Regions from separate parts of the Mus musculus genome. Here region 2 is linked to region 1. The links are chromatin loops, found by intact Hi-C in ENCODE. Cell type or tissue: heart. All regions are shown on one strand. Region 1 overlaps Baz2a (bromodomain adjacent to zinc finger domain, 2A). Region 2 holds the start of Pan2 (PAN2 poly(A) specific ribonuclease subunit).

Region 1 (4,000 bases):
GGCCTGTGTGAGGGTGTCAGATCCTCTAGAACTGGTACATAGGGCTGCAGACAGTTGTAAACTGCCATGTGGGAGCTGAGAATTGAACCCCAGTGCTCTGGAAGAGCAGCCAGTGCTCTCATCTGCTGAACCACCTCTCCAGCCCCTGCAGACCAACAATTAAAAATAACAAAAGCACGTTATTTTGGGATGGAGAGATGGCTCCTCAGTTAAGCGCTGTTCTTCCAGAGGACAGGAGTTCAGTCTTCACATTCACAAGACAGTTCACAACTATTTTGTAACCCCAATCCCAGCAATCTAAACCCTGCATCGGGTCTCTATGGGCTGGCTCCAGGCACACCGGTGGTGCACAGGCATACATGCAGCAAAAGACCCATACACATAAAGTACAACAACAAAAATTTTAAGGAAAAAGAAAAAACCCTACCCTTCAAGAAATATTCTTTTGGGGCTGGAGAGATGGCTTAGTGGTTAAGAGCACTGGCTCTCTGCTCAAAGTCCTAAGTTCAATTCCCAGCAACCACATGGTGGCTCACAACCATCTGTAATGGGATCCGATGCCCTCTTCTGGTCTGAAGACTGACAGTATACTCACAAACATAAATGTTTAAAAAGAAGAAAGAAAGGAAGAAAGAAAGCCAGCCAGCCAGCCTTGTATAGACGAAAGTTACATCATGATAGCAAATTCCCCTAATTTGTTCTGTAAAAGGTAAAAAAGTCAACGAGGAGGTTTCCCTGCAGGACTGGACTAAACTCACCACTGAGGAACAAGCTTAACACTCTCGTTAGTAATAATAATCAGTCCCCATCCCTATATACTAATCATAAGTACACATCTTCCCCCTTTCCCTTCTTCCACATCTCATAAGTATCCTTTTCTCCACAAGCTTATTTGCTCCGATGATTTGCAAAAAAGAAAAACTGTCATGCTTAAAAATATTAAGGATCAAGAAAGCCACTCTAATTCCATAAAGATCTCAAGTACTCTTGGCAGCTTTCTACACTCAATCTGCACTGCTTGTTCTGAAGAGTGATCACTGCTCGTGATAACTCACTTTGATTTTCTATGACCTCTAACTTGGTTGGGGCAGGAGTGGGGTCCAGAAGAGACAGTGTACAAAGGAGGACCAAGATCAGTGGGTCAACTATAGTTGACCGACTACTAGATGACAAATGAATACTACAGTGGAAAAAGTCTAACGTTTGGCAGATCCAAGCCTGCCCAGAAGGCTTCAGAAAATGAAACCAAATCAGATTAAAATGGTCATTTCAAAACAACAAGAGACGCAGCATCGAACGCACAGCTGCCATTTCCAGGCCACTTCCTGCGGGAGGCTGGGGGAGGGGCAGTTTGTGTACAGATGGAGGTGGTGGAAGCTATCGCCCCCACCAACACCACTCCCCCCGAAGGATACAAATCCCTCATTCCTGTAAGCTCCACAAAGGATGCCTGCTATTGGCATTGACTTGTGCAAGTCGGGAACGCCGGGAAAGAAAGGGATGATGCGAGAGCACCGTCTCTCTACGGAAACGGGGATCCCCTTTGGAGAGGATTTCCTTGGGAAGGAATCCCTCTTTATTCTTCCCCTCAGTTTTCGGCCCTACTCAAACCAGACGCCAAGTATGAGTTGTATCAACCCCCATCTCTAGAGTCAGGGATTCTCCCGGGGCTCCAGGGCCCCAAGCCAGGCCAGCACGACCGACAGCCAGGCCCTCTCCACGACCCGGAGAACAGAAACCCGAGGCTCTCCGGGGAGTCACCGCGGAGTCACCCCCACTCACCGCGGCCGAAACCCCCATCCGCACGAGCCTCAGGTGTAGCCCACCGTGGGAAGCCCCGCGTCCATCCCCTGCACGCCCGCGACCCCGCCGCCCCAGGAGGTGGAGCCCTCCCGGGGATTCCGCCGCCACTGGATGGGTCTCCACCCCAGCCGAGCCCGACCGCACCGCCACCTCAGGGGGCCTCGTCAGCCGCCACCCGCGCCCGGCCGGGGTCTCCCAACAGCTCCGGCGGCGTCCCAGCGGGGAGAAGTCCCGGTCACCTGAGGCGCCAGCTGCCTGAGGAACTCCCGCGGACACCGGGCGCCCGACCCTCGGCCCCCGGCCGCACACCCAACAAACCTGAGGCGACCGCGTCCAGCCCGGTCGGGGCTCGCTTCTCCCCGGGGGACGGGCGGTTCACATGGCCAGGCTCCGGGCGCCAGGAGGGAGGAGACTCCCGCGGGAGAGGGGTGCAGGGTGCGGGGTCTGGGAGGGGGAAGGGGGTCGCGGTTCAACCGCGGGGCCTGAGCTGAGCCAACATGGCCGGCGGGGGAGGAGTAAACGGAGGGGGCGGGGAAACGGGGCCGGCAGCACCGCCCTCCACCGCCGCGGCCGCCGGGTCCTAGTGCCCGGCCCCGATCCGAATCTGGGTCCTAGCGCCCAGAATCCCTCCCAGCAGTTCCCTGCTTCACCAGCATCTCTTTGAGGGTTGGAGTCTTGCTTCACGCAGGTCAAATTGAAAGGTGAGCCATATCCCAGGATTAACCATAACGGCTAGAACCCATTTCTAGGACCATTTCGGGGCTGTTTATTTCCTCAGCAGGGTGGTGATGAAAAAGTGGAAGTTGATACATAGGGAGCGATTTTACAGGGATGAAAAGGAAGCAGTATACTCACCTATGTCCTGTAGGGACAACCTGGTCCTGCCTGGATCACTGCTTTCCTGGTGTCATCTGCAGGACCTTGGTCGTTGGAGAGAATCCTGCACATGGGGAAAGGAGACTTGGCTCTGGCTCCACACAGTCAAGATCTGAATCTAGCCTAAATGTGGCCAAAGGGTAGAAGATAAGCAGTAAGATAACCAAAAAACTGACCCAAATATTTTTCTGTTCCCATACCTTTTCTTTTTCTTTTTTGGTTTTTCAAGACAGGGTTTCTCTGTGTAGCCCTGGCTTGTCCTGGAACTCACTCGATAGACTCGCCTCGAACTCAGAAATCCGCCTGCCTCTGCCTCTGCCTCCCAAGTACTGGGATCAAAGGTGTGCGCCACCACCGCCCATCTCCCAAACCTTTTCCAACAAGGCTACATGGCTGTGTTCTTTGGAGAACTGGAAGTCTAGACAGGAATTATGGCTTAGCTTTCATCTGAATGTTATTGCAGGGACCCAAGATGGGAAACAGTGTCGTATGTTACAGCTTTTTCTTTTCAGTTCCTACCTCTCACTCACTAGGTGAAGAACTCAAGACCCACAGAAGCTCCCCGACCTGTTCAAAGTCACACAGTAAATAAAATATGACTAGAAGGGAACTGCATTCCCCTTCCTTCCAATTCAAGACTTCTGGCTTCATAATTCCCATTCAAATCAATGAAATGTAGTTTTAGAATGTAAACAATTGCCTAAACTACGCAAAGCTAAGTCTGAAGACTTAGAAAGAGCGACACACAGAAACAAGATTCTGGCTGGTTTTGAGGGGTCAACAAATACATTTTTCTCTGGGGGATCCCAAGAGCTTGGAAATCTGGGTGTGGACAGAGTCTGATTGAACCAAACCCGCAGTCTAACGCCAATGTCTTTACCCCAGACAGGGATTCTGAGTGTGGGAGATGCTTTACCCACCCATCATTATAAAAAGTTCAGATAGGTTTCAAAAGGAAGATCTCTTTAAGATAAGCCAAAAATGTGGGCTCAGCACATGGTTCCTCTCCCTCAACAGAGCTAAGTAGATTACTAAGGGAAGGAGGAGACAGAACAAAATCTCTCTCCCCTGTCAAAATGAGTTTATAAAGTCAGTCACGGCAACCTACGCCTGTAATTCATTCCTACACTGAAGAGGCATAGAGGAGAGGATCGCCCTGTGAGCTCAAGGCCAGCTCGGTCTACAAATCCAGTTCCAGACTAGTCAGGACTTCATTGTGAGACTTTGTCTGGAAAAAACACAAAAGGACAAAGGTCGCCTGGGGGGATACACCTTATCTTTCCAAAAGCCCACTAACCTCCACGCCCTGGAGAAAGGAGAA
Region 2 (4,000 bases), 210 kb before region 1:
TGGGATAGAGAGACCCTGTCTTTAAAAACAATAAACAAACAACAACACAACAAAAACAATAAACAACAGTCAGATATGGTTACATACAAGGAAACTCAGCACTTTGGAGGCAAAAGCAGGAGGACTGCTGTGAGTTCTAGATCAGCCTGGACTATAGAGAGAGATGTTGTCGCAAAAACACAGTAGTGATAGGAGAACTGACAGAGTGGAATGCCTTATGAAACTAAATATGTAGTTAATCTCTCCACTCCCTTGTTGGTTTGAAAGACCCAGCTAACTCTCATCAGTTCAACTCAGTTTTGACTACCTGCAAAGAGCTGTCCTTGGGCAAAGACCAGATAAAGATTTCTAATACACCCTTTCAGCCTTCAGAAAGGGGTATAGTTCTTACCCCATGGCTCCCCACCCACAGCATCTCCTCATGTAAATCAAAGTGGGAGACAGACACAGGCACTCCCACTTCAGCCACCACGCTGTGCAACTCAGAGTAGACACCTTCCATTATGTGCACTGACTCCTGGACAGGAAGAGCCTCCAAGGCCACTCCCTCTGGGTCTAGCTCCACATTCTGTAGCAAACTTGGATTCAGGTGGGCATCCAGGACTGGGTCCAGGGTAGAATGCATAGCTGGGGAAAATTCGGCCAGTCCAGGATCCAGACCCTCAAAGTTCATGACGATAGTGGCCGCTGGTCAGACCGGAGTCACACCCTCCCTTGCCACGCTTCCTACAGACAAGTGACCCAGCCTTCAGGAGGACAGCACCAGTGAACCTAGAATGGACATTCTGGCCTGCAAGGGAAAGAGGCAGCGCAGTCAGGGATAGGCCTAGGTACTGGAAGTATCTTCTATGTGGACAGGACAATCAGGTAGGCAGAGGGGATGAGACTGCCAGGCAAAGACGGAAGCATGCATGAAGAGGACAAGGGCAACGCTGTACTGTGAGTGGCATGACAGTGTCCCTTACTCTGCACCTCTAAACTTCCTAAGTTCCCTGCCAGCCCACCAAATGATCTAACTCTTGACTTCCCTTTCTCCTGAACCACAAGGTGAAGGGAGCGGGTTTGATAGGGGCTGGAGTTCGGGGGAGAGCTCTGAAATGCTTGTTTCTTAGAATTGGACATGAGACAAAGGGGCTGGGCGGTGAAGGGGGCAAGACAAGCCAGTTTCCCAGAATCCTTTACAGTGGTTACCCAGCATTCTCCAGGGGGTGGGTAACAAGAACGGCCAGTTACCCACAAACGGGGCGGGGGTAAGGGGGAAGTAATGGAAACGGATAGCTACCCAGAATTCTTTGAGCGAACCAGAGAAACTGGTTACCCAGAATTCTCCCCCAGCGCAGGGGACGGGAGGGGAAGGATTAGGGCAAAGGTCAAGACGTGTTCCTGGGATGCTTACGGGGAATGGGTCATTACCAAGATTTCTCCATGGCGGATATTTTGGAGCGCGTGGAATTCAAACGAGTAGGGGGTAGAGAAAGCGCCGTCAGCTCCGCGGGAAATTCCAGTTTCCCTACTACTCCCCCGCCTCTAGCTCAACCTAACCCAAGCAAGACGGACGGTGGATTGGCAGCCATCGCTTCCAATCAGCGGGGGCCACGGGCTCATCCCAGCCAATCAGAAAAAGCCAGGTACAGGCAGCGCCTGAGAAGGAGAGTGACGTAGCCTCCGCCAAAACAAGGTTACGGAATGCCACCGGGGACAAACTGAATCAGGCGCGGATCTATTTGGTGTTACGAAAAGTAATCCCTTCGCTCTCAGGCTTTGTTAAGCAAAATTAACTTTAGACTTTGAAGCCAAGCTTTTACGCTCCCTGAATAAGAACTAGACTAAAGGGGCGCCAGAGGCTAAGCACTGGGACTCGCCCGGTGGGTATTCCCAGCGTGGCCTTCATCATTCCCGGCGTATAGACCTTCATCTTGCTGTGCCTGTGAGCCATTCCAATACCTCTGACCCTGTACCCCCGAAACTCACTGGCATTTCCTATGACTTCTAGATGTGGGGAAGAAAAAGGAAGCGGGAGCCTGACTTCTAGTGTGGCCCAAGTGGCCACCTTTTCTCTATTTCTAGAGGCATCCATCTGAAATTCCCATCAATGTTTGTGTCGTCCCCAGAGGTCCCCTAATTTTCCCAAGAAACAAGTCTCCTAGACTGTCAAAATTCCCCTAGACCGTGGAGCTGGACATTGACCCCAAGAGAGAGATAAACAGTAAACTGAGTCAACTGAGCTGTAGCTATTCTGAGGGGTTCTTGATTAATCTCCAACTAAGAGATCCTACTGCCTCTCCCTCTCCTGTGAGAGTGTGTCACCGTGTCTAAAATATTTGGGGGTACTGGCTGTGTACTAAACTGCTTTGGAATTGGTCCAGGCTGTGAGATGTCTTAGGTTGCCCAAACTCAGCTCTGTCATCTCTGTTTTTAAAGGCCCTGTGCCACTAGTGGTCCATACCTACAATACCTGCATTATTAAAGCAGAGGCAGGAATCCCTTACAAATTCGAGGCCAGCCTAGGCTACATAGATAGTAAGGACCAGGCTTGCTATGGCTACATGGTGAATATCCCTTTCAACAGGTGCCTGTGGAAGAAAGTTCTCACCAATAATAAACACCAATAATAAAACTTTTAAAGCATTTATTGGGCCAGGCATAGTGGAGGTATATTTGTAATGGCAGTAATCCTGAGGCAGGAGGATTAGTGTTCAAGGTTAGCTTCTTCTATATAGCAAGTCCCAGGCTAGTCAGGTTACATGAGACCCTGTTTCAAACAAACAAAAACCAGGCTAAGTGGGATGGCAATCCCACCACTCAGGAGGCAGAATGGATTTCTGTGAATTTGAGGACAGCTTGGTCTACGTAGTGAATTCTAGGCCGACCAAGGTTAGACAGTGAGACCCTGTCTCAAAACACCCCCCTCATCCAAATAAAAATGTATTTCTTTTCAAAAAGGTGAAAGAGGATTTCAAGATGGTACAGCAGGTAAGGATACTGCTACCAACTGTCAGGGTCTGAGTTCCATCCCTGAGACTCAATGTGGTTGTCTTCACATTCATACTGTGGCACACATACATAATAAATAAATTTAAGTGTCTATCTGTCTCTGTCTGTCCCTCTGTCTCTCTCTCTCTCTCTCTCTCTCTCTGTGTGTGTGTGTGTGTGTGATTTTTCTCTCTCTCAATAAAGGCAAGCAAGTAGAACTTCAAGAAAGAACCCTGAGGCAGATGCATCGGGACTTCATCTATGGATGTTCTGCAGCCTAGCCTACCTGAAACTCTATCTAAAAAAAAAAAAAAAAAACAAAATAAAATAGTAATGGGGTGGGCAAGGGGGACATAGGCACTTGGGTATTCCACACACCAAGAAATCCTACATCAAAATAGAGAACACCTAACTCAAAGGATCTCTGGCTTCGCTGGTCCTTAGATTTAAATTTTCATACAAGGACTTAGGTGCTAAGAGACCCAGACAGTCCCTACACAGAAATCTCCATATTAAAGACTCATAATTGAAAGAGACCTCACAGACCACGGGAGTTAAGGAGCTTGAGATACTTGGAGTAAATCGGTTACTTTTTGGTTTGTTGAGCTGAATTCTCAGTAAGGAGTCCAAACTAGACTTGAACTTGTAATCCTCCCTTCATATTAACCCCAGAACTGGGTATACAGAAGGGTGCCATCAGACCTCACTCAATAAACTACTTTATGAATCAAAATCTACTTCCACTTGAGTTTCCTCACAGTATCCAATATAATGACACAGTAATTTTACATGGAGCGAAGCACACCTGTAACCCCAGCGCTTGGGAAGTGGAGGCAGGAAGATTAGGAGCTCAAGGTCATTCCGAAACCAGTCTGGGCAACAAGAAACTGTCTCAAAAACAAGGAACTAAACTGCAGAATATGGGTTGAGCCTGATACAGGTCTATAATCCTTGTTACTAAAGCTAAGTTAGAAGACTCAAAATACAGGGCTGGAGAAATGGCTCAGCGGCTAAGAGCACTGACTAC

What was found. A loop is a pair of places that touch in the nucleus more often than their neighbours do. Peaks named below come from ENCODE experiments on the same cell type or tissue, not always from the same donor. Only the 100,000 strongest peaks of a DNase experiment are listed, where the experiment ranks them.
Region 2: it touches region 1 in a loop (2.3-fold over the local background); 1 of 42 quality-filtered maps calls a loop at or near these places.

What each region holds. Positions count from the first base shown.
Region 1 is chr10:128,095,182-128,099,181 of GRCm38, reverse strand. Baz2a (bromodomain adjacent to zinc finger domain, 2A) reads right to left here. Exons shown (of 30, transcript NM_054078.2): 2 at 2,659-2,743. Among named protein-coding and RNA genes, the nearest start is that of Baz2a, 4.4 kb to the right of the region's middle. In heart, a CTCF peak has its summit at 2,456; DNase peaks (open chromatin) are centred at 1,391, 1,831 and 2,251; H3K4me3 peaks cover 2,373 bases; H3K27ac peaks cover 2,236 bases.
Region 2 is chr10:128,300,885-128,304,884 of GRCm38, reverse strand. Pan2 (PAN2 poly(A) specific ribonuclease subunit) reads right to left here and starts at 1,550. Exons shown (of 26, transcript NM_133992.3): 1 at 1,414-1,550; 2 at 392-790. The coding sequence starts at 673. In heart, no CTCF peak of the experiment used is centred here; DNase peaks (open chromatin) are centred at 1,294 and 1,594; H3K4me3 peaks cover 2,598 bases; H3K27ac peaks cover 2,450 bases.